Linked DNA regions of Homo sapiens: region 1 is linked to region 2. The links are chromatin loops, found by intact Hi-C in ENCODE. Cell type or tissue: mammary epithelial cell. All regions are shown on one strand. Links, peaks and the distances in the headings refer to the core of each region. The heading gives the core; the rest is flanking DNA. Region 1 holds the start of LOC107985868 (a long non-coding RNA gene). Region 2 overlaps SULT6B1 (sulfotransferase family 6B member 1).

Evidence for each region. Peaks named below come from ENCODE experiments on the same cell type or tissue, not always from the same donor. Only the 100,000 strongest peaks of a DNase experiment are listed, where the experiment ranks them.
Region 1: a loop joins it to region 2, with 4 times the contacts of the local background. A loop is called at or near these places in 4 of 110 quality-filtered maps.

What each region holds. Positions count from the first base shown.
Region 1 is chr2:37,372,006-37,387,645 of GRCh38, reverse strand. LOC107985868 (a long non-coding RNA gene) reads left to right here and starts at 3,342. Exons shown (of 3, transcript XR_001739403.3): 1 at 3,342-3,478; 2 at 10,919-11,049; 3 at 11,344-12,374. It overlaps QPCT (glutaminyl-peptide cyclotransferase), which reads right to left. Exons shown (of 7, transcript NM_012413.4): 6 at 15,174-15,290; 7 at 14,324-14,964. The coding sequence ends at 14,819. RefSeq lists silencers at 7,494-7,694, 11,200-11,259, 11,290-11,339 and an enhancer at 10,028-11,227. In mammary epithelial cell, for the core only: no CTCF peak of the experiment used is centred there; DNase peaks (open chromatin) are centred at 9,055 and 10,715; H3K4me3 peaks cover 235 bases; H3K27ac peaks cover 1,908 bases.
Region 2 is chr2:37,158,429-37,174,068 of GRCh38, reverse strand. SULT6B1 (sulfotransferase family 6B member 1) reads left to right here. Exons shown (of 7, transcript NM_001367551.1): 6 at 2,479-2,635; 7 at 6,004-6,249. The coding sequence ends at 6,134. Among named protein-coding and RNA genes, the nearest start is that of EIF2AK2, 9.3 kb to the right of the region's middle. In mammary epithelial cell, for the core only: a CTCF peak has its summit at 5,501 (motif pointing left); no DNase peak of the experiment used is centred there.

The DNA of each region.
Region 1 (15,640 bases), core at 4,955-12,954, 210 kb before region 2:
TTCAGTTGAGTCAGACCTCAGTGTTGCAGCTGCTGCAGCTCCTACCAAACATAAGTCTAACCCTCATCTCTGGGGAAAGAAGAAGCAATGTGTAGCGTTAGGGGATGAAGTGATTGATGGTGGTGGCTTTACAGCGTAAGTTGTCACTAAGACCTCTCCAGGATGGAAAATGGGCAAGTCCAGGGGACAGGATGAAGGGGATCAGGGAAGGCCCCTCCAATTAAGTATTAGTTGAGCAAAACCTCAGATGAAATGTGGGCACATCCGACGCAAATATCTAGGGGAAAGCATTCCAGGCAGAGGAGCAAGCACATAGAAAGGCAGTGATTCAGGACTGTGCTCAGCTTGTTTGGGAAAAGCCAGGAGGCCAGTGTGGCCAGGAGAGGTGATGTAGGAAGAGAGCCATAGGAGGAGGGACCAGAAAGATGGAGGAGCCTGGTCATATGGAACCTTGTCAGCCATAGAAATGACACTGGATCCTATTCTGAGAGAAAGGAAAAGCCATTTCAGAGCTGTAATATGACCTGATTGCAATTTTTTTTTTTTTGAGACAGAATTTCACTGTGTTGCCCAGGCTGAAGTGCAGTGGTGTGATCTCAGCTCACTGCAACCTCTGCCTCCTGGGTTCAAGTAATTCTCCTGCCTCAGCCTCCTGAGTAGCTGGAATTACAGGTGGAACAACCATGCCCAGCTAATTTTTGCATTTTTAGTAGAGACGGGTTTTGCCATGTTGGCCAGGCTGGTCTCCAACTCCTGACCTCAGGTGATCAGCCCACCTATGCATCCCAAAGTGCTGGGATTACAGGCATGAGCCATCACACCCAGCCCCTGATTCCAATTTAAAAGGATCGTTCTAGTCCCTGTGATAGGAGACTACAGAAGCAAGGTGGAGCAGGGGGACCCAGGAAGAGATGATGGTGACTTGACCCAGAGGGGGAGCACTGCTCAAAGGGGACAGACCTGGGGTACAAAGGAGAGCCTATAGAACTTGATAATGTCCAGAGCTGAGAAAGAAGAGTCAGTACCTGGCTTAAAAAGTGTCCATGTACTAATGTAGGAAGAAGAAGGTTCGGGAGGATGCACGGAACTGTGAGTTCAGTTTTGCATTTCCTCATTTGAAGTGTCTTTGGGACACCCCAGTGGAGATGTTTGGAGTTTTGGGAGAGATTGAGACTGGAGATACTAATTTGGAAGTTATCTACACATAATCTTCAAACCATGGGGCTAGATGTGATCAGCTGGGGAGTGAGTATAGCTGGAGAAGAGGTCCAAGAACTAAGCTCCAGAATATTCTGATTTTTAAGAGTCAGAAAGACAAAAAAAGACACAGCAAGGGAGACAGAAGGAGAGACTAGAAAGGTAGGAGAACCAGGTGAAAGTGGTAACCTAGAACCCAAGGATTGACTGATCCACCAAGTCATTGCCTCTGAGAACTGAGTAAAAAGAGACTGGAGATTAGATCGGAGCTCCAAGCTAAGGTCTGCAGAGCACCAGCTTACAGGGAGGTGCTGAAGAGTCCCGGCTGCAGTGCGTCAGGGTGAGTGTGCTGGGGGGTTTGGATAAGGTTTCACCAATAAAGTTCTAGGCCACTCTCCTACCTTCAACCAGATCTGCACTGCTTTTATCTTTGGGGTTTTCGTGTGAGATATCCTTCAAAGAAAGGACTTTACTACTTAAAATACAAAAACGTTGAAAACTGTTGGAGTACATTCTACCACTGGGAAAGAGGCAAAAACGTGGACAGGGACCGTCCGTGCAGTGCAGCCCCAAGGAGAATCTAAAGCTGAGGGTGAAAACCATAGAGTAAATCAAGCTTGTCCAACCCGCAGCCCACCGGTGGCATGCGACCCAGGATGGCTTTGAATGTGGCCCAATACAAAACCATAAACTTTCTTAAAACATAATGGGCTGGCTGCAGTGGCTCACATCTGTAATCCCAGTACTTTGGAAGGCTGAGGTGGGTGGATCACCTGAGGTCAGGATTTTGAGACCAGCCTGGCCAATATGGCGAAATCCTATCTCTACTAAAAATACAAAAATGGCTGACTCTTTTCGGACTCAGCCCGCCTGCACCCAGGTGAAATCAACAGCCTTGTTGCTCACCCACATTGCAGCCCAGGGCTGCTCCCCACCCGCTTCTCCGTGTCTCTACCTTTTTCTTAACCTTGCCTCCTTCACTATAGGCAAGCTTCCACCCTCCATTCCTCCTTCTTCTCCCTTAGCCTGTGTTCTTAAGAACTTAAAACCTCTTCAACTCTCGCCTGACCTAAAATCTAAGCATCTTATTTTCTTCTGCAACACCGCTTAGCCCCAATACAAACTTGACAATGGCTCTAAATAGCCAGAAAACGGCACTTTCAATTTTTCCATCCTACAAGATCTAGATAATTCTTGTCGTAAAATGGGCAAATGGTCTGAGGTGCCTAACGTCCAGGCATTCTTTTACATATCAGTCCCTCCCCTCTGTTCCCAATGCAACTCATCCCAAATCTTCCTTCTTTCCCTTCCGCCTGTCCCCTCAGTCCCAACCCCAAGCATTGCTGGGTCTTTCTAATCTTCCTTTTCTACAGACCCATCTGACCTCTCCCCTCCTCGCCAGGCCGAGCTAGGTCCCAATTCTTCCTCAGCCTCGGCTCCTCCACCCTATAATCCTTTTATCACCTCCCCTCCTCACACCCAGTCCAGCTTACAGTTTCATTCCGCAACTAGCCGTCTCCCACCTGCCCAGCAATTTCCTCTTAAAAAGGTGGCTGGAGCTAAAGGCATAGTCAAGGTTGATGCTCCTTTTTCTTTATCCGACCTCTCCCAAATCAGTTAGCGTTTAGGCTCTTTCATCAAATATAAAAACCCAGCCCAGCTCACGGCTCATTTGGCAGCAGCCCTGAGACGCTTTACAGCCCTAGACCCTGAAAGGTCAAAAGGCCGTCTTATTCTCAATATACATTTTATTTTTTACCCAATCTGCTCCCGACATTAAATAAATCTCCAAAAATTAAATTCCAGCCCTCAAACCCCACAACAGGACTTAATTAACCTCACCTTCAAGGTGAACAATAATAGAGTAGCAGCAGCCAAGTAGCAACATATTTCTGTGTTGCAATTCCTTGCCTCCACTGTGAGCCAAACCCCAGCCACATCTCCAGCACACAAGAACTTCCAAACGCCTGACGGCAGCTGCAAGGCGTTCCTCCAGAACCTCCTCCCACAAGAGCTTGCTACAAGTGCAAGAAATCTGGCCACTGGGTCAAGGAATGCCCACAGCCCAGGATTCCTCCCAAGCTGTGTCCCATCTGTGCCACTGAAAATCGGACTGTTCAACTCACCTAGCAGCCACTCCCAGAGGCCCTGGAACTCTGGCCCAAGGCTCTCTGACTCCTTCCCAGATCTTCTCGGCTTAGCAGCTGAAGACTGAGACTGCCCGATTGCCTCGAAAGCCTACAGGACCATCACAGACTCTCTGGGTAACTCACAGTGGAAGGTAAGTCTGTCCCCTTCTTAATCAATATGGAGGCTACCCACTCCACATTACCTTCTTTTCAAGGGCCTGTTTCCCTTGCCTCCATAACTATTGTTGGTATTGATGGCCAGGCTTCTAAACCTCTTAAAACTCCCCAACTCTGGTGCCAACTTAGACAATACTCTTTTAAGCACTCCTTTTAGTTATCCTCACCTGCCCAGTTCCCTTATTAGGCCGAGACACTTTAAATTATCTGCTTCCCTGACTATTCCTGGGCTACATGCCGCTTTTTTCCCCCCAGTTCAAAGCCTCCTTCACGTCCTCCCCTTGTATCTCCCCACCTTAGCCCACTAGTATAAGATACCTCTACTCCCTCCTTGGCGACCGATCATGCACCCCTTACCATCTCATTAAAACCTATTCATGCTTACCCCGCTCAACACCAATATCCCATCCCACAGCACGCTTTAAAAGGATTAAAGCCTGTTATCACTCGCCTGCTACAGCATGGCCTTTTAAAACCTAAAAACTCCCCTTACAATTCCCCCATTTCACCTGTCCTAAAACCAGACAAGGCTTACAGGTTAGTTCAGGATCTGCGCCTTATCAACCAAATTGTTTTGCCTACCCACCCCGTGGTGCCAAACCCATATACTCTCCTATCCTCAATACCTCCCTCCACAATCCATTATTCTGTTCTGGATCTCAAACATGCTTTCTTTACTATTCCTTTACACCCTTCATCCCAGCCTCTCTTCGCTTTCACCTGGACTGACCCTGACTCCCATCAGGCTCAGCAAATTACCTGGGCTGTACTGCCGCAAGGCTTCACAGACAGCCCCCATTACTTCAGTCAAGTCCAAATTTCATCCTCATCTGTTACCTATCTCGGCATAATTCTCATAAAAACACACGTGCTCTCCATGCTGATTGTGTCCAACTGATCTCTCAAACCCCAGCACCTTCTACAAAACAACAACTCCTTTCCTTCCTAGGCATGGTTGATACTTTTAACTTTAGATACCTGGTTTTGCCATCCTAACAAAACCATTATATAAACTCACAAAAGGAAACCTACTGACCCCATAGATCCTAAATCCTTTCCCCACTCCTCTTTCCATTCCTTGAAGACAGCTTTAAAGACTGCCCCCACCCTAGGTCTCCCTGACTCATCCCAACCCTTTTCATTACCCACAGCTGAAGTGCAGGGCTGTGCAGTCAGAATTCTTACACCAGGACCAGGATCACGTCCTGTAGCCTTTTTGTCCAAACAACTTGACCTTACTGTTTTAGGCTGGCCATCATGTCTCCGTGCAGCGGCTGCCACCGCCCTAATAGTTTCAGAGGCCCTCAAAATCACAAACTATGCTCAACTCACTCTCTGCAGCTCTCATAACTTCCAAAATCTATTTTCTTCCTCACACCTGAGGCATGTACTTTCTGCTTCCTGGCTCCTTCAGCTGTACTCACTCTTTGTTGAGTCTCTCACAATTACTATTGTTCCTGGCCCGGACTTCAATCCGGCCTCCCACATTATTCCGGATACCACACCTGACCCTCATGACTGTATCTCTCTGATCCACCTGACATTCACCCCATTTCCCCATATTGGCTTCTTCCCTGTTCCTCACCCTGATCACATTTAGTTTATTGATGGCAGTTCCACCTTCCCTGCACATCAAGTTCAAGGATTTGCCCCCGCCCAGGACTGGCAAATTGACTTTACTCACATGCCCCGAGTCAGTAAACAAAAATACCTTAGTCTAGGTAGACGCTTTCACTGGATAGGTAGAGGCCTTTCCTACAGGGTCTGAGAAGGCCACCACGGTCATTTCTTCCCTTCTGTCAGACATAATTCCTCAGTTTAGCCTTCCCACCTCTATACAGTCTGATAACAGACCAGCCTTTACTAGTCAAATCACCCAAGCAGTTTCTCAGGCTCTTAGTATTCAGTGAAACCTTTATATCCCTTATGGTCCTCAATCTTCAGGAAAGGTAGAACAGACTAATGGTCTTTAAAGACACACCTCACCAAGCTCAGCCTCCAACTTAAAAAAGATTAGACAGTACTTTCACCTCTTGCCCTTCTCAGAATTCAGGCCTGTCCTCGGAATGCTACAAGGTACAGCCCATTTAAGCTCCTGTATAGATGCTCCTTTTTATTAAGCCCCAGTCTCATTCCAGACACCAGACCAACTTAGACTGTGCCCCAAAAAACTTGTCATCCCTACTATCTTCTGTCTAGTCAGACTCCTATTCACCGTTCTCAACTACTCATAAATGTCCTGCTTTTTTTACACTGCCGGTTTCTCCAAGCCATCACAGCTGATATTTCCTGGTGCTATCCCCAAACCGCCACTCTTAACTCTTAAAATAAATACTCTTTGCTGGCAAGGCTATGCTGAACCTCCTTAGGCACTCTCTAATTAGATGTCCTAGGTCCTCCCGATTCCTAGTCCTTTAATACCTGTTTAGAAGTTATTCCATTTAGTTTTTCAATTCATACAAAACCGTATCCAGGCCATCACCAATAATTCTACACGACAAATGTTTCTTCTAACAATCCCACAATACCACCCCTTACCACAAAATCTTCCTTCAGCTTAATCTCTCCCACTCTAGGTTCCCAGGCCACCCCTAATCCCATTCGAAGCAGCCCTGAGAAACATCTCCCATTATTTCTCCATACCACCCCCGAAAATTTTCACCGTCCCAACACTTTACCACTATTTCGTTTTATTTTTCTTATTAACATAAGACAGGAATGTCAGGCCTCTGATCCCAAGCTAAGCCATCATATCCCCTGTGACCTGCACCTACACATCCAGATGGCCGGTTCCTGCCTTAACTGATGACATTCCACCACAAAAGAAGTGAAAATGGCCTGTTCCTGCCTTAACTGATGACATTATCTTGTGAAATTCCTTCTGGCTCATCCTGGCTCAAAAGCTCCCCTACTGAGCACCTTGTGACCCCCCACTCCTGCCCGCCAGAGAACAACCCCCCTTTGACTGTAATTTTCCTTTACCTACCCAAATCTTATAAAACAGCCCCACCCCATCTCCCTTTGCTGACTCTCTTTTCGGACTCAGCCCATCTGTACCCAGGTGAAATAAGCAGCCTTGTTGCTCACACAAAGGTTTGGTGGTCTCTTCACATGGACGCGCATGAAAGATTTGATGTATGCAGAGAATATGTATGCAGATTTTGGAGTTTCTACCTTCTGTGGACTTCCTCTTTTTCTGGATTCCTTTTTCAATTCCCAGCCATTTTTGAGAGTGGGGGAAAAACATGTAAATATGGATTGCAACTAGTATATTTCCTTTTTTTCAATCATTTTATTCCCTCGAGTATCTGCCTGCTTGTCACTATCCTATGCTTTCAAATAACTATTTTATATGTCTTGTTTGACATTTATGATTGTTAGTAGCAGAAATGTTAGTATAATAAAATCTGTGCCAACACTATTCAAGGCAAGATGTCCTTAGGAAAACTTTAAAAATAAATTCCTGAAATATAAAACTTAAGCAAAAATAAAATACATATATTACACACACACACACACACACACACACACACAAATATATTTATATATAAATTAGCTGGGTGTGGTGGTGCACGCCTGTAATCCCAGCTACTCTGGAGGCTGAGGCAAGAGAATCACTTGAACTGGGGAAGCACAGTTTGCAGTGTGCTGAGATTGTGCCACTGCACTCCTGCCTGAGCAACAGGCAACAGAGGAAGACCACATCTAAAAAAAACACACACACAAACACACACATCATGGGACATTTTTGCAAATCCTTTAAGTTCACCAGCTATCACTAGCATTAGTGTTTTTAGGTGTGGCCCAAGACAACTCTTCATCTTCCACTGTGGCCCAGGGAAGCTAAAAGATTGGACTTCCCTGGAGTAGATGGTTTATAAGGCCTGTTTTAACCTCAAAGTGCTTGGATTCTACTCTCTTGGTCCCAGCCGCTGAACAACCATCTCAGTTCAGACTCCACCCCACGGTGTGGTCTGATAATGACCTTGATGAGGACCAATGACATGGCTGGTCCTCACACATTGGCCTGATAACATTTATCGGCCTCTGAGGAGTGGTGTAAGAAGCTTATATTTGATCAAAGTGCTGCCTTGAACTCTGACTTTGAAGAGAACTGCTGGACTGAAACATTCACAGTGAGTCAACAAACCCTTCCTTCCTTCTGCCAACCTCATCTTCATCCGCTTCAAGGTCGGCCTGGCCCCAGGCCATGTCTGGACAAGGTCTTGTCCATGACTGCCAGCCTCTGGTAGCAGAGAAGCTTACTTGTCCTGGTCAATTCCTAAGTAACCTATATTTTTCTTGGTTTCCTACAGACTGTAATCCCCCTGCCTTCTATCAAGGTGAAATGTTAACAAGTTTAAATATCCAGCGGTGCTCTTCCTTCCTTGGATGAAACTTTCTAAGCTCTATCACTTGTTTATAGGTCTGGAGAAATACAATGATCCTGAAGAAAACCTGAGCTTATGTGAAGCAACTTTGTTTTCCTTTGACAAACTCCCATTTCCAACACCAGAATCCAACTGCAAGGAAATGAAGCATAAACAGCTGAATTTAGAAATCTTCTAATTCTGATTTTTTTATTTTTGTTTTTGAGACAAAGTCTTGTCCTGTGGCCCAGGCTGGAGTGCAATAGTGTGATTATAGCTCACTGCAGCCTCGAACTCCTGGTCTCAAGTGATCCTCCCACCTCAGCCTCCCAAGTAGCTGGGACTACAGGCAAGAGTCACCATGCCTAGCTACTTTTTTTTATTTTTGTAAAGATGGAATCTTGCTATGTTGCCCAGGCTGGTCTCCAACTCCTGGCCTAAACAATCCTCCCACCTTAGCTTCCCAAAGTGCTGGAATTATAGACATAAGCCACCATTCCCAGCCTAATTCATATTTTTAAGCAGGAAGCATAGTCTACCTTATAACTCCTATGCTCTTCTTCCAAAACCTTTACCCTGTAGTTTATGAACTGCGATGAAGGACCAAGTATATCTCCATTCTAACAGCACATTATAATGTCCACACAATATATAAATAAAAGAAAAGCAGGCCGGTCACGGTGGCTCACACCTGTAATTCCAGCACTTTCAGAAGCCAAAGTGGGTGGATCACTTGAGGCCAGGAGTTGAAGACCAGCCTGGCCAAAATGGTGAAACCCCGTCTCTACTAAAAATATAAAAATTAGCCAAGTGATGGTGGCACATGCCTGTAATTCCAGCTACTTGGGAGGCTGAGGCAGGAGAATCACTTGAACCTGGGAGGCAGAGGTTGCAGTGAGCCAAGATCATGCCACTGCACTCCAGCCTGGACAACAGAGCGAGACTCCATCTCAAAAAAAATAAAAAGAAAAAAAGAAAGGCAATGTGGTACCATGCCTTAGGATCGTACATACGTCACCCAACTCGCTTACCTACTGTAATGGACGTTTGTTGCTCTTGCTTGTACGGCACTCTTTTTCTAGATCTTCCTTTGGACAACCGCCTCCTCCCTGCCTTCATTCCTGTGGTTTGGTGAAGCTGACACTTCTCCCAGCTATAGGGAGGGGCGTGAGCCACAGGCCAAAGTCAATCAGTGCATTCCATCCACCAGCCCAGAGACTGAATCAGCAAAGGTCCCAGAGCTCCACTTGGGCCAATGGCAGTCAGGCCAAGGACTTTGTGGAACTGTTGCTCAGAGGACAGGTACTCACCTTGCACTGAAACTGGAGTGATGGGAGTATGAACCTGGGGCTACTAACAGCCATCTTGCCCCAGAAGGAAGTACTTCCCTAAGTTTAATGCCTACCCAGAGGAGGGCAGAGCAGATAGACAAGAGACAGGGTTCTGGGGTCAACTGTGTCTGAAGTCAGAGACATGAAATAAATTTCGTTTTTTGCTCAGGTAAGTTTGAATTTTCTGTCACTTGCAAACCAATGGAATCTTAAGTGATCCATCCTCTCTGGATCTTGATAGCTAAACCTTTAAAATGAGAATGTTGAAAACTACTCAGTGCTGTGGAGGCACCATTGGCTTTTGGGGTGAGACAATTCTCTAGTGTGCAAACAGTCCTGAACATTCATTTTTGCCCCTAACCACTAAATTCCAGAAGCACCCCTCAGTCTTCATGACAAACATTCACCACCCATTCCACTACATAAGCACAGAAAGGCATACACACACACACACACACACACACACACACACACACCACATATTTTCAAATGCCCCCTGGGTGTAGCTGAAAACCAGTAAGCCAGTGAAGTAGAAAATCTCTAAGGTCCCCTCTAATCGAGCTGAAATCAGCCATGTCATGTATGAGAAATTAAGTTCCCTAGAGTCTAGTCTTAGCATCAACTGAGAATAATTTAAACTCTGTGTTCACTTATTTGTAAAATGAGGATGCTAATATACAGCTCTATGGGTAAACCTATGAAAGGATGATCACAATCAGTTACTTGATACGGAATCATTCTAACATAACCTAAAATGGAGCTTTAACATTCTCGAGGAAAATATCCTAAGTGCTTTTGAATACCATTGTTGCTTACAATTTTCCTCATTAAATAAAGTTTTAAAACTGAAGTTTTAAAGTTATCTTTTCCTAGCATTAATTTATCTATTTGTAAAGGATTAAAATCACTTATAAAGCTACTCACTGTAGCCAGCATTTTTCTAGACCTCTCAATAACATCTCCAGAAAAAGCAGCTGGCTTGGAGGAGGGCTTCATTTTTACAAAGAAATGGGGTTTATCACTTCCCAAGTGTTACTGCAAGGATGACTAGAGAACAACAGTGAAACTGGTGGCTCGTAGTCAGCTATGCTCGTTTACTTCTCCACGCCAAACTCTTAGCTCATGTCACTTACTACATGTCATTCTTTGTTAACCAAAACCACAAATGTTAAATCCATGAGTGCCAAGGACCTCCTGTACCACACAGTGCTCAGTAAGTGTAAGAGAATAAAGTTTCCAGTGCTGTTGATAATTTATGAGTTTTTAAATCTATTTTCATATTACCTTTGTAACCTTTGTGAATTTAGGGGTTTTTTGTTTTGTTTTGTTTTGTTTGCTTTAAGCCATGCTGTTTTCCCTTCTTGGCAATTTTGTGCTCTTAATGTTAATGCTCAAACAAACGGTCTAAACTCTTCGCTGGCAAATTCAGATATGTCAGGAGAGTGGGCACTGTTCCATGTGTTGCCTTTGAAATATGAGCACAATAAGATGACTTCACATTGCGTGCGTACGCCAACCAAATTCCGGCTGAGGAATACAGCCATGACACAAGACAGTCCTTTCATCCCAGCTCTCTATAAAACTGTCATAAATTATTGCTGCTGGATGTCTTGCCAGGAGCCTGGGGCCAATGTTCATGTGTAGGAGCATTTGAGGGGTATCCTATGCCACCCTACTGGCTCAACCACCTAACAACCTTTTCTCTCCACCTCAGCCCCTTGGAACACAGCAGTAGCTTTACACAATGCTATCTGCCCCTTGCAACAAAGCAGTAATTTCACTACTTGAGGGATGGAAAAGATGTACCATAAAAGACACAGAGGCGATAGACAAAAGGGAAGTAAGGTGAGGCAGTTAAACCACTTCAAAACTACTTTTAGAATTTCAGGCTACGTAAAAAGTGGCCCTGAAACTGAGAGTGAAACCTCAATCTTTTGTTCATTCATCTTTGAAGCCAAAAGTTAGCGGGAGGCTGGCTCTGAAAGCACAGCCTCATGACTTAAGATGAATAGCAAATTTAAATAATTTCCCCCAAATTTTCTACTTTAGCTTTGCTTTAAATTACTGCAGCTGCCCTGAATAGTCTCCCTCATCTTCTCTTTATTTCTTCTATTCCCCCCTCCCACATTCGTTCCTCAGATTCAGGTCTTGCACAGAAACTGAGCCTTGATTTTCCGCAGAATATACTGTGACCAAGCCTCCTGCAGGGCTGCCTGTACGTTAAAGAAATGGAAGCGTCTTGAATCGTGTCCATCGTCCCTCCTTTACACAAAGTAATCACCTCCAGCTGGGCCAAGTTGATTGAGGAAACGTTCAGTTTTCACATGATTTTGCTGTAGCACCATAATGAATGTATTTCTTTGATGGAAGAAAGAAGCTTCATGAAATAAACTGCTTAAGGATTTGAAGTTGGAGCTGAAAACATGGGCTGCTTTGTTCTTAATGACAACTGCTTTGCCATCTAAAACATTTCTCCTTTTTGAAGGATCTGTCTTTTCTCTTCCAGCCACAACCCTCGAGCTACAATAACAGGCTCATGATTTTTTTAGATGCCAAGGTTATGAATACTCTTTTATGAATATTTTCCTTTGAACTCATTTCTCTTGAAGAAGAAAAATAGCCCTACATATTGCAGGATTGACAATAACAGACAAAACGTACAAATTGTTCTCTTAGGGGCAGTAAAATGCTCCAAAATGCACATAGAAAAATTCCAAATGCAACCTGATGTTTATGGAGCACTGCCTTTGCAGCTATAATTTTTAGAAAGTAATATTTCTGACTGACATGAATTATACAGAGCATATTTCAGAGACTAATATCAGGTTAATGCCTTAAAATGTCTCCGTTTATGACATCATGGCTGCTTTTCCTATATCAGTGCAAACTCTTAGTGAGTAGAATTTGAGGATATGTCTTTTCAAAGGAAGAAAACCTTCACTGAATTAAGCTGCTTATGGTTTTATTTTTTCTTTTATCCCATTTCAACATATCCACCAACCTCCTCTAAAAATAATTCAACTAATGTGAACTCAACAGATTATAGTAGATCTCTTATTAATTTCATTTTGCCTCCAAAGGAGCTTATCATTTAGGCTTATAATTATGTATGCAGTACTGTCGACTAATGTTTAGGTTCCTCATTAAAACTTCATTTCATTCTGTTTTAATATCATCAGTCTGTTAGACCATTTATTTTCTCATGTTAAAAAATATGTGTTTTCCCTGAACTCTTTCCATATGTTTTCTCTCATCCAAAAAATCCAGAAAACTCAGCTCCCTTTAATCCTGCTTTGTGGCTTAGATACTTTAGCCTGGAACCACTCGTGTTGATTTGTATATACCCACACTTACGCAAAAATAGCCTTCACTACGGCAGAGTAATCATTCTGCATAGAAATTATGTGTCTCTGAAGCCTATGTTGTCAGGTGAATCGTGGCAGCAATGACCTAAGAATGCATCCCCAGTTTGAAATGACCTATAAAAATTTCAAGATACAACTATTGCTTTGCATTTGGCATCGGGAATATTCTGTATAGTTCTTTTCATGTAAATGGGCAATATTCTAGAATGGTTCCCAAGTATAAGCTTTAGAGCTAGACTTCTTGGGTACAACTCCCACTATTACCACTTACTAGTTATGTAATATTGGAAAATACACTTAACTACTCTGAGCATCATAAAGTAAGCTTACTAACACCTACCTCACACAATTGTTGTGGGGATTAAGTTAGTAAAACATATAAAGCATATGTGACTCTGTCTGGCACAGAGTTAGCACTCAGTCTAAGTGTTAGCTCTTAATATCATTAATTCACAAACACACGACTTTCATTTACATGACTTTGGAAGGACATTTAGAAAATAAAAAAGAATCCTAGAAAAATCTAATTCTGTAAAATTTACCAACATGAAATTATAGACAGGTAATGTTATATATAAGTATATATAAATGTAATATATATTTATCTATAAATGTTATATATAGCATAGAAAATACCTAAGTATACATATATAATTCTGGCTATATTCTATATAATTTACATAGTCAAATTGATGAAATTATTTTTATCCTTTTCTTACCTGAAAACTATGTTTTAGCAAGTAAATTACTTTCCCAATGACTTCCATTGTCATTCGGCACATTAATTCACTGAGTATTTACTAAATGTCTTGTCCGAACAGGGAACACACAGAAGACAGTGGCCCCAACTAACTTCATCTGTATGCCAGGAACGATTTCCTAATTATTTAATTGATCAAGTTTGTATTTCTAGATAATTGTTTCCTATAGCTAAAGACAACTTATGAATGCCTATGTATTTCCAGAAAAAAATGCTCTAAGTAACTAACCGAACGAATACCATATAATCTATCTACACAAAAATTGTCACAACTACTGCAGTACTACTGTGTTACCTTAATGTTGACTCTAGAGTTCACATTCAGCAGTCTTTTTCTGTCCTCACCTCAATCCAAAACCAAAACAGCAAATATATGCCTGGTAATCACATAGTTTAACAGGAAAAAACAGGCCAAAAAATTGTAATACAGTTTGATTATACCTTTATAAGAAAAATCTGCATTTAAGAAATGTGAGGAGGCTGGATGCAGTGGCTCGTGCCTATAATCCCAGCACTTTGGGAGGCCAAGACAGGAACAATGCTTGAGCCCAGGAGTTCAAGACCAGCTTGGGCAAAATGGAGAAACCACATCCATACAAAAATACCAAAAAAATTAGCCAGGCAAAAAAATTAGCTAGGTAGTGCATGCCTGTAGTCCCAATCACTCGTAGGGTGGAGGTGAGAGGATCGCTTGAGCCGAGGAGGTCAAGACTGCAGTGAGCCATGATCATGCCACTGCACTCCAGCCTGAGCAACAGAGTGAGACCCTGTCTCAAAAAAAAAAAGAAAAAGTGAGGAAAAACTAAAAAGCGAACTAATGGTGATTCTGTTAATATAATGGGATTATAGTTTTCTTCTTTTCTCCATTTTCCAAAATGTTTGTTATTGACTATTATTTTTACAATGAGAACGTTAAATTTGCAAAATCCTATAAAAATTGGACTATGCATTAAATTATATCACTATTTTTATATATAAAAAAGACATCACAACATAGCATTTAATTCTGATTTTAATTTCCATAAAATTAACTCTACAAAGATTTCTCAAAGAAATCTGACCGCCTTCAAACTACATGTTTGTTTTGTATTACATGTAATAGATTTCCACATATGAAAAAATCATAAAATGAAGGCTACGTTTTCCAACCGCTATTTAAGTACTGTTGAGAAACTATCGTTGAATGAATGAACCTGATTTTGCCTCATCGTGTTTATCTAAAAGAGTCTTTGAAAGATATTTATTTTCCATTTTCTTTACACGGTCCCTCTTTTTCAATCTGTAAATAAAAATTAATGAGCAATTTAGGACACAATATCACAACACAATTATTCTGTAATTGATCTGATAACCAAAGACACATAAGAATAGGATGATCTATAGGATAGATGTTTCCACACAGCATTTGTCTGAAATCAGATTATTTTAAATGATGCCTTGACTTTTGAATTCAATTCTAGAACCAATTATCCTAAACTAAATCAGAGTATTACAAATGAAGATATTCCAACACAAAGACTTGTAGGATTTTGTTTAGATTGTCAATGGTTGATTCATCCAAATTTTCTTCATTGTCATCCATGGTGTGCCAGACTTCAGGGAAAGGAGACGGTATCAGATGCAGAACTGGAACACCTATTAAGAAAGAACCAACTTGTAACAATGTGCATTACTCCAGTGAGTAAACTAGAAAGGGTCATTCTTCAAGCAGAGGGAGCTCTGTACCACATAAAGACAGCTGATAATTCATCATCATCTGTGTACTTTCTCATATCCCACCGTTGTACTCCAAAATCAGGCTGTGCACGCACACACACACAAACACACACACACACACACATTACCTCTTCTTAAAAATGGAATATGGTCATCCTGAATCACACCTCCATAACTGTAATTCTGGAAATACCGCCCCTCCAAAGAGTGATCCTTGAGCAAACCCAATTCATGAAGTTCATGTTCTGTAGATGACAATTATACAGTAAATGAACAACTATTTTTATCTTATCAAGACTCATAATGTATCCTTATTTAAGGAGTTTGAAATCTTAGCACATGTGTCCATAATTTGTAAAAGATTATGCAACAGCAAGCATGGCCACACCCATGACAATAAACATCTGGGTTGAACAGGGATGTGTACACTTTGGAGCAGGAAGAGAGAAGAGTCAAATGTGGCTCTAAACTTACAGGTGAGAACCTCCTTAGAGGTAGAAACTCCACAGAACAGTGAAGAGATAGAGAATGAAAAAAACAGAGGACAGGTGGGTGGAAGGGGACAACACAGGTGCAGGTGTAGATGCTTATAGGT
Region 2 (15,640 bases), core at 1,155-9,154:
ACAGCAGATGTGCCTGGGTCAGTAGGAATAAACCAGGGCTGAACAGCCAATGAGGAAAGAGTCAAGGAGGTAGGATGGAGTATGCCACTCACTCTGGCTTTCACTTTGAGGGAAGTGGGAAGCCATCGTGGGATTTGAGCAGAGGAGTGATTGGAGCAGATGTGTTTTTAACAAGATCATTCTGGCTAGGTGTGAGAATGAACTGGGGCAAAGCAAATGCTGGGAGGGCTGTAAAGAGGGCACTGCAATAGTCCAGGCAAAGGAAGATGGTGGCTCAGGCCAAGAAGGGGCCATGCAGGGATGAGAAGAGGTTGGATTCTGGATATATGTTGAAGGGAAGGCCAACAGGATTTGCTGCTGAATTGGATGGAGGGGAGAGTGGCAAGACAAGGAGAGAAGTCAAGTAAGCCTCCAATATTATTGGCCTGGCCAATAATATTGAGGGCTGAGTTGCCACCGATTGAGTAGGAGATGGCAGCAGGTGAAGAACTGTCGGGGAGATCAGAGGTTTGGTTTTGGACACATTAAATTTGAGATGTTTATTAGTCGTCCTAATTGAGAAGTCAAGTAGGCAGTTGGGCATACAGGCCTTGTAAGTACAGAGAGTTCTGGGCCGTAGATAAAATTTGGGCATCACTGACACATAGCCGTGCTTTAAAGCCATGGAAATATATACGTAGGTATATAGATAGAGAAGATGACCAAGAACTTGGAGCCCACCAATTTAAAGAGTTTGGGGAAAAAAGGAGGAATCAGCAAAGGAGACCAGGAAGCGGGGGCTACTGAGGTAGGAAGGAAAGCAGAATCCTGTGGAGAAAGCATGTTAAAGAGAAGGGAGTATCAAGTGCTCCTTAACTTAATTGGGTTTCTAACACCAGTCTTACATTACATTCTTATAAAAAGAAAGTGTGGTTTAGGCCAGGCATGGTGGCTCACGCCTGTAATCCCAGCACTTTGAGAGGCCGAGGCAGGTGGATCACCTGAGGTCGGGAGTTCGAGACAAGCCTGACCAACACAGTGAAACCCCGTCTCTACTAAAAATACAAAAATTAGCTGGGTGTGGTGGTGCGTGCCTGTAATCCCAACTACTCAGGAGGCTGAGGCAGGAGACTCACTTGAACCCAGGAGGTGGAGGTTGCAGTGAGCTGATATTGTGCCATTGCACTCCAGCGTGGGCCACAGAGCAAGACTCCATCTCAAAAAACAAACAAACGAAAAACCAAAAACAAACAAACAAACAAACAAGCAAATGTATGGTTTAGGCCAGGCACGGCGGCTCACGCCTGTAATCCTAGCACTTTGGGAGGCCAAGGCGGGTGGATCACTTGAGGTCAGGAGTTCGAGACCAGCCTGGCCAACATGGTGAAACCCTGTTTCTACTAAAAATACAAAAATTAGCCAGGCGTGGTGGCACACACCTCTAATCCCAGCTACTCAGGAGGCTGAGGCAGGAGAATTGCTGGAACCCTGGAGGTGGAGGTTGCAGTGAGCCGAGATCATGCCACTGTGCTCCACCCTGGACAACAAGAGAGAAACTCCGTCTCAAAAAAAAAAAGTGAGATTTAATCGACCCTTTCTGTTTATAGGATGCATGTATATAATATGAAAGAACATATTAATTCTAGTTTAGAATAATGTTTCTGAAACTTGTGCACCATAGAATACAAGTGTTGCCCCAGCTGTTAATAAATATTTCTTGAGGTTTGGGAGGAGGTTATTCAAATAGATTTAGGAACTGCTGTATTCTATAGCCTGCTCTCTTGGAGATTCACATTATGCACTGGTCTATTAAAGACTCTGAGAGCAGCCTGGGCAACATGGCGAAACCCTGTCTCTACAAAAATACAAGAATTAGCCAGATGTGGTGGCACACACCTGTTGTCCCAGCTATTCAGAAGGCTGAGGTGTGAGGATTGCTGGAGCCCAGGAAGTCCAGGCTGCAGTGAGCCGTGATTGTGCCCTTGCACCACTCTAGTCTGGGCAGCAGAGAAAGACCCTGTCTAAAAAAAAAAAAAAAATTCTTCAAGTTTTTATGATTCTAAAAATTAGACTTTCTTAATGGAATTAAACATTAGCTATAAATAGAATTCAGAAAAAAAGAGAATTCAAATGAGCACATAGGAATACATTAATTTCTTCAGCTGGTCTAAGTTGGTACTTTTTAATGCAATGATATCATCCTAGATAAAATTATAACCTGTGAATTAATGTTACTGTCATTATTTACATGCTAAAAACTATTATCTGGTAAGTTCAACAAGAGTCATAAATTGAAACTACAAAGTATAATCAATACAGAATATCTTACAGAGATATCTCAATATTTACATAAGAAGATGAAAGTACTCTAAGTTTAAAGTGGGGGATGAGATGAACTAGGGAGTTAGGCTGAATAACTCTGATGACTAAAAAGTCTGTCTCAGCTCAGAGAACAATTTCCATAGGAAGAAATTTATCTTTAAGAAAATTTTTTTACAGAATCTGGCTGCTGGAATAAAACAGATTGCTGAGTTCTTGGGATTCTTTCTAACTGGGGAGCAAATTCAAACTATCTCAGTCCAGAGCACCTTCCAAGCCATGCGTGCGAAGTCTCAGGACACACACGGTGCTGTCGGCCCATTCCTTTTCCGCAAAGGTAAAGTCGCATTGGTTTCTGGGATTGTTATCAGTTAGGGACTGACTTTGCACACAACAGGTAATCCAAATAACTTCATCTTAAGTCAGATAGGGTTTTATTTTTCTCCGCCTCAGTAAGAGGTCTGGACACAGGCTCTCCAGAGCTGTAACTGGCAGCCCCATACCATCTTTTTTGGTTTATTTGTTTGTTTTGAGACGGAGTCTCGCTCTGTTGCCCAGGCTGGAGTGCAGTGGCTCAATCTCAGCTCACTGCAACCTCCGCCTCCTGGGTTCAAGCGATTCTCCTGCCTCAGCCTCCCGAGTAGCTGGGACTAACAGGCGCGTGCCACCACACCCAGTTAATTTTTTTGTATTTTTAGTAAAGGCAGGGTTTTACCATGTTGGCCAGGATGGTCTTGATCTCCTGAACTTGTGATCCGCCCGCCTTGGCCTCCCGAAGTGCTGGGATTACAGGCGTGAGCCACCGCGCCCGGCCGCCCCATACCATCTTTTAGGGTCCTTTCTGCGGTTGAGAGTCCTTTCTGATGATCACCTTCTGAAAACAAGATAGCAGCTGAAGCTCAACTATTATGTTCAAATTCAGATAGGAGATAGTGAGTGGGCAAGGGGCAGAATCGTATTAGCTGAGTGAGCCCCCTTTAAATAACTTTCCTGGAAGCCCCATCAGTGAGTTTTTTTTTTTTTTTTTTTTTTTGAGACAGAATCTTGCTGTGTTGCCCAGGCTGGAATGCAGTGGCACAATCTTGGCTCACTGCAACCTCTGCTTCCTGGGTTCAAGAGATTCTTGTGTGCGCCACCACGCCTGGCTAATTTTTTTGTATTTTTAATAGAGACAGGGTTTTGCCATATTGGCCAGGCTGGTCTCAAACTCCTCTCCCAAAGTGCTGGATTACAGGCGTGAGCCACTGCACCTGGCCAATGACTCCTTTTTTTCCTCTCTCTTATTTATTTTATATATTTTTTTTGAGACAGAGTCTTGCTCTGTCGCCCAGGCTGGAGTGTGGTAGTGCGATCTCGGCTCACGGCAACCTCCGCCTCACAGGTTCAAGTGATTCTCCTGCCTCAGCCTCCTGAGTAGCTGGGATTACAGGTACCCATTACCACACCCAGATAATTATTGTATTTTTAGTAGAGATGGGGTTTCACCATGTTGGCCAGACTGGTCTTGAACTCCTGACCTCAGGTGATCCACCCATTCTCGGCCTCCCAATGTGCTGGGATTACAGGCGTGAGCCACCACACCTGGCCAATGACTTCTTACATTTCATTGGCCACTTTCCTTGCAGTGGTGGCTGGGAAATGTGACTTTTTTAAGCCAGGCATATTACTACACAATTAAAATCAGGGTTTTGTCCATAAGGAAGAGGAAGAAAATGACTATGGGAAAGGCAACTAGCTCTCTCTGACATGGATGATAGTTACTATATTTCATTAAAGTATTCTAAGTTCTTGTGGAAATGTGTGATAATATAGCTTAAGGATTGCCAGTGTTATTTTTCATTGAGTATATAATGAAATAATGAGATGTAGAGGTAGCACATATACCAGCAAGGACAACAACAGCTAACAGCAGGCATCTATCATGTATTAAACATTTTGTTGGGATTAAATTTTATTGTAAAAAACACTGAAGTTCTAAGGCCGGACATGGTGGCTCATGCCTGTAATCCCAGCACTTTGGGAGGCCGAGGCAGGTGGATCATGAGATCAGGAGTTCAAGACCAGCCTGGCGAAGATGGTGAAACCCTGTCTCTACCAAAAATATAAAAATTAGCTCGGGCTGGACGTGGTGGCGGGCGCCTGTAATTCCAGCTACTTGGGAGGCTGAGTCAGAGAACTGCTTGAACCTGGGAGGTGGAGGTTGCAGTGAGCCAAGATTGCACCACTGCACTCCAGCCTGGGTGACAGAGCCAGACTCTGTCTCAAACAAAAACAAAAACAAAAACAAGAAAACAAAAACAAACAAACCAAAAAACCCACTGAAGTTCTTAATTTTCTAAATGTAGGAATCAAAGCTCAGGAATATTAATTTTCCATTGTCACATAGCTAATAAACAGTGGAGTCAGGATGTGAGCCTAGACATGACTCTACTGTACTTTTTCAAATGAAAATCCATTTTTAAAATCTACTGTAAGCGGAACATTGAATGTAAACCTAACTTTGGTTAGATTCTTGACTAACCCCCATTTTTATGGCTTGTTTAATCAGCTTTCAGGAGGTAGGAAATAGAACCTTTCTATCTATTGTTAATTAAGTGTTATTTAGAATAGGACAATTCTAAGGTAAATAAAGTAATAGTTTTAAAAACGTATGATATTCCCTGTAGAAAATTCATAAAGCATAGAAAAATGTGAAAAAGTATTAAAATTATCCAAATTTCTTCCACCAGAGGTAGGTTTAACTTTCTGGCATATTTTCTTCCACCCTTATTCTGTGACGTTTTATATAGCTGATGACATTTGTAAACAGTTTTGTGTTTTCTTTTATTCCCTTAATATATTGTAAGCGTTTCTTCATGTCATTAAACTCTTTATTAACGTACATTTCAACAGCTATGCAATATGGAACTTACAACTTCAACCTAAATGATCAAAAGATCTTTAAGAAAAAAGTAACTTTCTTTACTGGTAACAGCCAGTAAGAAAAAACATCCCAAACTCAGGCAAAATAATACATTTTTGCAAAATTATCAGTATCTGAGGTCTTAACGAAAACTTGCTATAAAATGTTAACTTTCAAAGGGTATTTAAAGTCTTTAAGAGACTTTACAGAGAAAAATATCATTCTCAAAAAGTGGAATTTTAAGTTCTAGGTGTTTGGAGAGGAATAGGGTTAGGGTATCACTGAGGCTGATGGCTCCCCCTAGTGATGTAAAGAAAACATGTCACCTCCCACACCACAGATGGTGGAGTCCCAATGGATATTGTTAATTTTACAACAGAAATCACATTAGGTTTTAAGAGTGTAAAACTTTTGGCTGGGCGCAGTAGCTCACGCCTGTACCTAGCACTTTGGGAGGCCGAGGCTGGCGGATCACCTGAGGTCAGGAGTTCGAGACAAGCCTGGCCAGCATTGCGAAACCCCATCTCTACTAAAAATACATTAGCCGGGTGTGGTGGCGGGCGCCGGTAATCCCAGCTACTCGGTAGGCTAAGGCAGGGAGAATTGCTTGAAGATCGCACCACGGCACTCCAGCCTGGGCAACAGAGCGAGACACCGTCTGAAAAAAACTAAATAAAGAGTGTAAAGCTTTTTTCCATGTGTCCATTTTAACATATCAGAGTGAAATATTGCACTGAAAATGGTAAAATCATGAAGAAATATTCTAACAGATATCTGGGTCTACTGTTTTTTGTGTGTTGTAGGTGAAGTTGGTGATTGGAAAAATTTGTTCAGTGAAATTCAGAACCAGGAAATGGATGAAAAATTCAAAGAGTGCTTAGCAGGCACCTCCCTCGGAGCAAAGTTGAAGTATGAATCATATTGCCAGGGTTGATTCCAGTCAATTCAGCAGGCCTAGATTTATTTTCCTTAATAATAATTAAGTGTAAATAATTAAATGATAATTCAATCAAATAATCAAATAATAATTAAACAATATTGAAATCTAAATAATACAATACAAAATAATAATACAATTTAATAATAATGATAACATCGGACATTTTTGAGCACAAATATAAGTTTGTTCACTTTTTCAAGAAAGGATATTTCAGCAGTCCCAAAGGGACACTATTATTAATACATCACACTGGAGTTTTAACTTATTTTGTGCTCTAGGTTCACGTAAGAGGGTAAGGAGATACTATCAGAGACATACCTAAAGCTGTGTTTGGCCATAGATGACACAGGCCTCCAAATGGTGCACAATTTTCTGTACTTTGCTCGTAATATAACTCCTTTCTTACTATGGATAAAAGCACTTGGGGTGGCTATCTCAGACAATGTTGGGGGAGAGTTAATTCCAACTCTGCAATAAATTCCATTCTAATTTGGTTCAAGAAAAATGCATTGCTAATCTGCTCCATGTATGCCATTGCAGTAGGCCTTAGGAAGGCCCCTTCTCAAGGGACCTTATATTTCTACTTAATATGACCTTTAATTCAAAGCTAAAGGTAAGAGATTGTGTTATTTTACCGTAAAGACTTTTTCTTTTTCTTTTTCTTTTTTTTTGAGACAAAGTCTCACTCTGTCACCCAGGCTGGGGTGCAGTGGCGCAATCTCGGCTCACTGCAACCTCCACCTCCCAGGTTCAAGTGATTATCCTGCCTCGGCCTCCTGAGTAGCTGGGTTTACAGGCACGCACCACCACGCCTGGCTAATTTTTGTATTTTTAGTAGAGGCAGGGTTTCTCCCATGTTGGCCAGGATGGTCTTGACCTCCTGACCTCAGGTGATCCACTTGCCTTGGCCTCCCAAAGTGTTGGGATTATAGGCATGAGCCACGACGCCCGGCCCATCAAGACTTTTTCTACCACAGAGCCTCAAGTAGGCATGTGGAACTAACAAGACAGAAAATGTTCTAAAAAGAAAGAATCCTGGCTGGGCGAGGTGGCTCATGCCTGTATCCCAGCACTTTGGGAGGCTGAGGCGGGCAGATCACTTGACATCAGGAGTTCAAGACCAGCCTGGCAAATATGGGGAAATCCCATCTCTACTAAAAATACAAAAACTAGCTGGATGTGGTGGTGTGCACCTGTAATCCCAGCTACTGGGGAGACTGAGACAGGAGAATCGTTTAAACTCAGGAGGCAGAGGTTGCAGTGAGCTGAGATCATGCCACTGCACTCCAGCCTGGGCAACAGAGCAAGACTTTGTCAAAAAAAAAAAGGGAGGAAGGAAGGAGGGGAGAAAAAAGAAAGAAAGAAAGAGAGAGAGAGAGGAAGGAAGGAAGGGAGGGAGGGAGGGAGGAAGGAAGGGAGGGAGGGAGGGAGGAAGGAAGGGAGGGAGGAAGGGAGAAAGAGAGAGAAAGAGGGAAAGAGAGAGAGGAAGGAAGGAAGGAAGGAGAGAAAATGCTAAATAAAAGGTTAATATCTAGAGTATATAAAGAACAACTAATATCAATAGATGAAATAAAATATAGCCTAATAGGAAAAAAAAAATGTAGACAGGTGCTGTGGCTCATGCCTGTAATCTCAGTGCTTTGGGAGGCTGAGGAGGGAGAATCACTTAAGGCCAGGAGTTCAAGACCAGCTGGAGCAACATAGGAAGACCTCATCTCTACCAAAAAAAAAAAAAAAAAAAATTAACCAGGCATGGCGGTGTGTGCCCATAGTACCAGCTACTCAGGAGACTGAGGCAGGAGGATTGCATGTGCCCAGGAGGTTGAGGCTGCAGTGAGCCATGATTGTATCACTGCACTCTAGCCTGGGCAACAAAGACCTTGTCTCTTAAAAAAAAGTGTAAAGGATATAGACAGGTAATTTATAGAAGAGGACATCCAAATGGTAAATAAATAGATAATGAGAAAAATGTACTAATTAGGAAAATTGAACAACAGTCAGAGGAATACTGGGATCTCTGAGAAGGAGTAAACAAGTGAGTTGATCCCTACACCTTCCTGAACGTGCTATCTATAGGCAGTTTCCAAGCTGCAGTACAGGGAAAAGGAACATCATACAAAAGTCTCATAAAATTGGAGTTGGATATTGGGAGTCAGGCAGGCTGAGGAGGCTAGATTTTCAGAGCACATTGCTGGGGAAAAGAGCACTGTATGTTAAAAATTTAACATAGCAAGAACCTCAGAGATCTGCAGAGGGAATCTTTCTAATCTTTAACTGAGTGCAGATATGTGTATGCATGGAATAAAACTTTACAAAGACAGTGTAAAGTCCCATCAAGACAAGGAAAGGATTACTGGAAAGCAGTGAGCCAAAGAATTTTCCTGGACCTCATTCAGAGGTGGAAATAGTTTGTGTTCCCATCAGTCAAAGTGGAGAGACTAATACCCAGGGCATTGGGTAGATTTCCCAGAATGTTCAGACCTTAGAAGTAGGGCTAAATTAGCCCTAGCCCTGCTGTAACAAAAGCAAGCCTAGAATGCATTGAAATGAACTCAAGTAACTTAATTGCTTACCAGTTTGAAAAAAAAAAATGCTAGATAAAATGTCCAACATTTAAAAAATGAATTTAAAAAAATAAAGCCCCAACACTATGTCTGCCATCCAATAAATATTTTTCAAGCATAAAAAGAAATAGGAAAACATGACCCATATCCAGGAGTAAAATCAATTAATAGAAACAGACAAATGGCTGAAATGGTGGAATTAGCAGATAAATATCTTAAAAGAGCTATTATACATTTTATAAATATGCTCAAATGGGTAAAAAAAAAATGATGAGAAGAGAAATGGATAATGTAAACAGACCCAAATGGAAGTTTTAGAGATGAAAAACACAATATCTGAAATAAAAAATACACTGGATGAATAAACAGTAGATTAGATGGAGAGGAAGAAAACACCAGGGAACTTGAAGGCATAGCAATAGAAACTATTCTATTCTAAATGAAGACAGGAAAAAAAAAAGACTACAGAAAAACATAAACGGAGCTTCAGTGACTTATGGGACAATATCAAGCAAATTTGCATGTAATTGGAATATCAGGAAAAGGAAAGAGGTACAGAAAAAAATTGAAAAATTGATGACTGAAATTGTTCAAATTCAAATAACTATAAATCTGCAGATTCAAGAAGTTCAACAAACCCCAAGCTGAATAAACATAATGAAATGGCACCAAAACACATCCTAATGCAATTGCTGAACACCAGTGACAAAGAGAATTCTTTGAGGCAGCTAAAGAAAAAAGATGTTGGCCGGGCACGGTGGCTCACGCCTGTAATCCCAGCACTTTGGGAGGCCGAGGCGGGCGGATCACGAGGTCAGGAGATCGAGACCATCCCGGCTAAAACGGTGAAACCCCGTCTCTACTAAAAATACAAAAAATTAGCCGGGCGTAGTGGCGGGCGCCTGTAGTCCCAGCTACTTGGGAGGCTGAGGCAGGGGAATGGCGTGAACCCGGGAGGCGGAGCTTGCAGTGAGCCGAGATCCCGCCACCGCACTCCAGCCTGGGCAACAGAGCGAGACTCCGTCTCAAAAAAAAAAAAAAAAAAAAAAAAAAGAAAAAAGATGTTACATATGAAGAAACACATAAGAAATACAACAGACTTCTCATCAGAAACTATGCAAGATAGAAGGCAATAGAGTAATATCTTTGAAAGACTGAAAGAAAATCTCGGTCCACCTAGAATTTGATATCAGTCAAAAATATCTTTCAGAAAAGAAGATAAATACTTTTTCTGGCTAGGTGCGGTGGCTTACACCTGTAATCCCAGCACTTTGGGCGGCTGAGGAGGGCGAATCACAAGGTCAGGAGATCGAGACCATCCTAGCTAACACGGTGAAACCCCGTCTCTACTGAAAATACAAAAAAAAATTTAGCCAGGCATTGTGGTGGGCACCTGTAGTCCCAGCTACTCGGGAGGCTGAGGCAGGAGAATAGCGTGAACCTGGGAGGCAGAGCTTGCAGTGAGCCGAGATCGTGCCACTGTACTCCAGCCTGGGCGACAGAGCGAGACTCCGTCTCAAAAAAAAACAGATAAATACTTTTTCTGTCAAATAAAGCCTGAAAAAAATAATTTCCAACAGATATGTACTATAGAAATACTAGAAGTTCTTTAGATGAAGGAAAATGATGCCAGATGGAAATTTGGGTCTACACAGAGGAATGAAGAGCACCAAAAATGGCGAATGTGTGGGTATATATAAACTATATTTCCCCATGGCCAGGTGTGGTGGCTCATGCCTGTAATCCCAGCACTCTGGGAGGCCAAGGCAGGTGGATCACCTGAGATCAGGAGTTTGAGACCAGGCTGACTACCATGGTGAAACCCCATCTCTACTAAAAATACAAAAATTAGCCAGGTGTGGTGGTGGGCACCTGTAATCCCAGCTACTCAGGAGGCTGAGGCAAGAGAATTGCTTGAGCCCAGGAGGCAGAGTTTGCAATGGGCTGAGATTGCCACGCCAGTGCACTCCACACTCCAGCCTGGGTAACAGAGTGAAACTCTATCTAAAAAATCTGTCTTTATAATCTCTTTAAAAGATAATTATCTATCTATTCAAAGCAAAAGTAATAACAATGTATTTTGGGGCTTATATATAGAAGTAAATCTATGACAACAATGAGACAAAGGATAAGAGAGAAGAAATAGAAGTATACTCTTGTACATTTTGGAAAGAAATTTGGTAGTTATTTGTGCATATACTTCACAATCCAGCAATTACATTCCTGGGCGTATATCTAAGAGAAACTCTTCCTTATTTGTATAAGGCAACATGAAGGAAAATCTTCATTGCAGCATTATTTGTAAATAGTGAGAAATTTAAAAACAAAACTGAGAAGAATGGATAAGAAAATTTTGAAATATTAATAGAAATAAATATTCAGCAGTTAAATGAATTAGAGCTATGTATATTAAGTAAATATCTTTTTAAATTTAAATTTTATTTATTATGATTATTTTTGATCACCAGGCTGACCATGGTAAAGTAAATAACTCTTAAAACACATAAGAATTACTTAATCAATATGAGGTTTCTTTCTGGGGTGGTGAAATGTTTTGAAACTAGACAGTGGTGATGGTTGCAAAATATTGTGAATGTACTAAGTCCCCCTGAATCATATGCTTTAAAAGGGTTAGGCTGGCTGTGGTGGCTCACGCCTGTAATCCCAGCACTTTGGGAGGCTGAGGTGAGCGGATCACCTGAGGTCAGGAGTTCGAGACCAGCCTGCCCAATATGGTGAAACCCCGTCTCTACTAAAAATACGAAAAATTAGCCAGGTGTGGTGGTGGGCGCCTGTAATCCCAGCTACTCGGGAGGCTGAGGCAGGAGAATCGCTTGAATCCAGGAAGTGGAGGTTGGAGTGAGCCGAGATCGTGCCACCGCACTCCAGCCTGGGTGACAAGAGCGAAACTCTGTCTCAAAAAGAAAAAAAAAAAAAGGTTAAAATGGTGAATTTTATGTTATGTGTATTTCACCACTTTCAGAAAAAAAAATGAATACAAAAAGCAAGTTTAAAACATATGAAGATTTTATTTTTAAAAATGAATGCATACAGAGGTAATACCCTTTAAGTCATGAATGTGAATAACTTAAATGAGTGATTATCTCTGCTGAGAAGAGGAAGAGGAATAGCATCAGGGAGAGGAACACTGGGGCCTTCATCTGTCTCCCAGTATTCATTCAACAAGGATTTGTTAAGCAGCATTTGACATAGTGGATTACGCTTTCCTCCCAGAAAAAATTTTTTTTCACTTGGCTTGTAGGAGTCCATGTCTCTTGTTTTCCCTATTAGCTGCTGCCTCCCAGTGTCCTTGCTAGTTCCACTCCTCCTCCACGGCCAGTCATTATTCTAGAACAAGGATCAGCAAACATTTTTTGTGAAGGGTCAGATAGTAAATATTTTCAATTTTACTGGTCATGCAGTTTCTGTCACAGTGACTCAACACAACTCATCTTAGTGTCAAAGCAGCCATAGACAATATATAGATGAATGAATGTGGTTGTGCACTAATAAAGCATTATTTACAAAAACAGGCAGCAGCCCAGTTTTGGCCCAGATCTATTCTAGACAATGAAATAATTAGCGAATAAAACAGTCAAAAATCCCTGTCCATGTGACTTTACATGTCAGAGGAAGGAGAAAACAAAGACAATAAATCAATAAGTTGTATTGTATAATAGAAGGCTGTAAGTGCCATGGAGGGGAAATAGAATAGAATGAGGGGGATAGGGAGTGACAACAGGGTGACAGTAGTGATTGGAACTTAAATAGTGTAGTCAGGGGGCTTCGTGAGCAAGTGACGTTTCAACAAGATCTGTGAGTTTTGCAGATATCTGAAGGATGAGGTTCCAGGCAAAAGGAAGAGCAAGTACAGAGGCACTGAGACAGTAGTATACCTGGCATTCTTGAAAAACCACAAGGAGGACAATGTAACTAGAGGAGAATGAAAGAGGGGCAGAGAAACAAGAGACGAGGTTAAAGTGGCAACCAGGGTGCAGGAAATATAGTGTCTTGTAAGCCCTTGATGATTCTGGGCTTGACTTTTTTCTTTCTTTCTTTCTTTCTTTCTTTCTTTCTTTCTTTCTTTCTTTCTTTCTTTCTTTCTTTCTTTTCTTTCTCTTTCTTTCTTTTTTTTTTTTTTTTTTTTTGAGACAGTCTCTCTCTGTCGCCCAGGCTGGAGTGCAGTGGCATGATCTCAGCTCACTGCAACCTATGCCTCCCAGGTTCAAGCAATTCTCCTGCCTCAGCCTCTGGAGTAGCTGGAACTATAGGCATGCACCACCATGCCCAGCTAATTTTTGTATTTTCAGTAGAGACAAGGTTTTGCCATGTTGGCTAGGCTGGTCTCGAACTCCTGGCGTCCAGTGATCCACCCACCTCGGCCTCCCAAAGTGGTGGAATTACAGCCGTGAGCCACCACGCCCGGCCTTCTTTCTGTATTCTGCATGATGAAAGGGACAAGGCAGATCTCTGGGGCCTCTTTTATAAGAGCACCAGTTCCACCACCCAAAGGCCACACCTCCTAATACCATCACATTGGTGATTCGCTTTTAACTTATGAGTTTTAGGGAGGACACAAACATTCAGACCATAGCGATGATTTTATAATAATGTGCATGTGGGGACTATTGACAAGAAGAGTTTATAAGTAAGCAAGACAAATTACTAAAGCAGAAACATCTGAGGAAAAGAGCCACAAGAGATATGGTACAACATAAATATGGACCACTCTACAATTTCCAAAAGCAGGAATAACAGTTATTATTTTTCCTCTGCTAGTAAAAAGAGAATTAAGAATAATTGATACATACGATTCTTCTATCTGTGTCTGATTCGTTGCTTTAGCATTACACATTTTGATCTAAAAGTCACTGTATTAAAAGAGATAGACTTATGGGATTGACTATAGGTCAATAACCATACTGATATTCACAAAGAGTTACGTAGTAAGGCCTGAGAAGCCCATGTGGATAAACTCACACATATCCTCCATTCCTGCTGTCACAGCCTCTTTATTTGTTGAAACAAGCACAGGGATAGCTGGGGAAAAGGCTAACAGAAGTCTTCTTGCTCAACTGCTTCTCAAAAGCCTCTTTAGAAGTGGTTGCCTTTGGTGAACATTCAAAAGGGAGCCCAATATGCACACTCTGCCCATTCGAAGTGGTTCAAGCACATCATTTCCCTAGACCTCATCATCAGCCCTCTGATATCATTCCTTCCAACTCTCTGAACATCAGCTGCATTGCCAGCCACTGGCTCTGTATAAGCCACTGAAGGAGGGGACTTTGGATCTTCTTGGGGTCCATGGTTAGGAAGTAAGTGACTAGGTTGCATAAGATGAATCTACTCCAATATTCCTGACTCCCTAAGTATTTTTGATTTCTTCATCTGCATTACTTGGCATTACATTTACATTTAGTGTGAGCTGCCACTGAGCTGATATTATAGTAAACCAACTGGGCAAACTGGCTTAGCGCTCCCACTGCTAGAGGCAGTACATCAACTTTCTTTCTTTTTTTTTTTTTTTTCTTGCTCTGTTGCCAGGCTGGAGTGCAGTGGCACGATCTTGGCTCATTGCAACCCCGACTCCCTGGTTCAAGCGATTCTCCTGCCTCAGCCTCCCAAGTAGCTGGGATTACAGGCACATGCCACCACGCCCAGCTAATTTTTGTATTTTTAGTAGAGACGTGGTTTCACCATGTTGGCCAGGATGGTCTCAATCTCCTGACCTCATGATCCGCCCACCTCGGCCTCCCAAAGTGCTGGGATTACAAGCATGAGCCACCGCGCTCAGCCTCAACTTTCAGCTTTCTTCACGTCATCTTTAGACTCATTGCCATGTCTATTTCTTGCTTTCTGTTGCTCTTTTGTTGTGTAAAGCATCACCCCTCCATCAGATCTTGTCCATATCCTCTTGGGGCGCATTAGCATCTGATTCTAGTTCTAGGAGTGAAGGCACAGGTAGAGATAGGATATTTGGAGAATCAGCACCTCCTTGCAGGGTGACTGTTTCATGCTTTTTAATGTAGGCTGTACCAGCCTTATCAGACAATGGTGGGAAGCCTGTGGAGACACAGCAGAATTTAGGAGGGCAGTGGCACTTGGATTCATTCAAATCCACCCAAATTCCCAGGGCTTCTTTCTTTCACAATCAATGCCCTCAGTGTTCACAGAAGAGACCTGATGAGGCTGCAAATGAAAATTTTTGTTGTAATTCTAGGCTGGGCGCGGTGGATCACGCCTGTAATCTCAGTACTTTGGAAGGCCGAGGTGGGGGAATCACTTGAGGTTAGGAGTTCCAAACCAGGCTGGCCAATATGGTGAAACCCCTTCTCTACTAAAAATACAAAAATTAGCTAGGTGCGGTGGCACACGCCTGTAATCCCAGTTACTTGGCAGGCTGAGGCAGGGAAATTGCTTGAGCCCGGGAGCCAGAGGTTGTAGTGAGCCAAGATTGTGCCACTGCACTCCAGCCTCGGCAACACAGCAAGACTCTGTCTCAAAACAATTATATTGTAATTCTGGTGCCTGCAGCACCAAGCTTTGCAGCTGAGAGCCCAGACAGTAGGGAATTGGGCTCCTCAGGGAGTCCAATATGCTCACACTTTACCCATTCCAAGAGGTTCACCCATATCATATCATTCCCCTGGACCTCATCACCAACCCTCTGATATCATTCCTTCCAAATCTTTCCCCAGCAGAGAAGGCAGATTTTTACATCACCCCTGAGGCTCCCTGAAATAGGAGGGTTTTCTGGTACAGTCATAAAAGCGTGTGTCCTCTGATCATGCTTAAGCTTGCCATTTTTCATTCTTTAAGCTCTCTTGGGCAGTTCAGGGGCTCAAAAAGTCAGAAAAACTTGTCCTTGCTACTGCCATTGCTGCTGCCACAGCCATCCCACACCCACAAAGCTGACAAATGGACACACAGCACTGT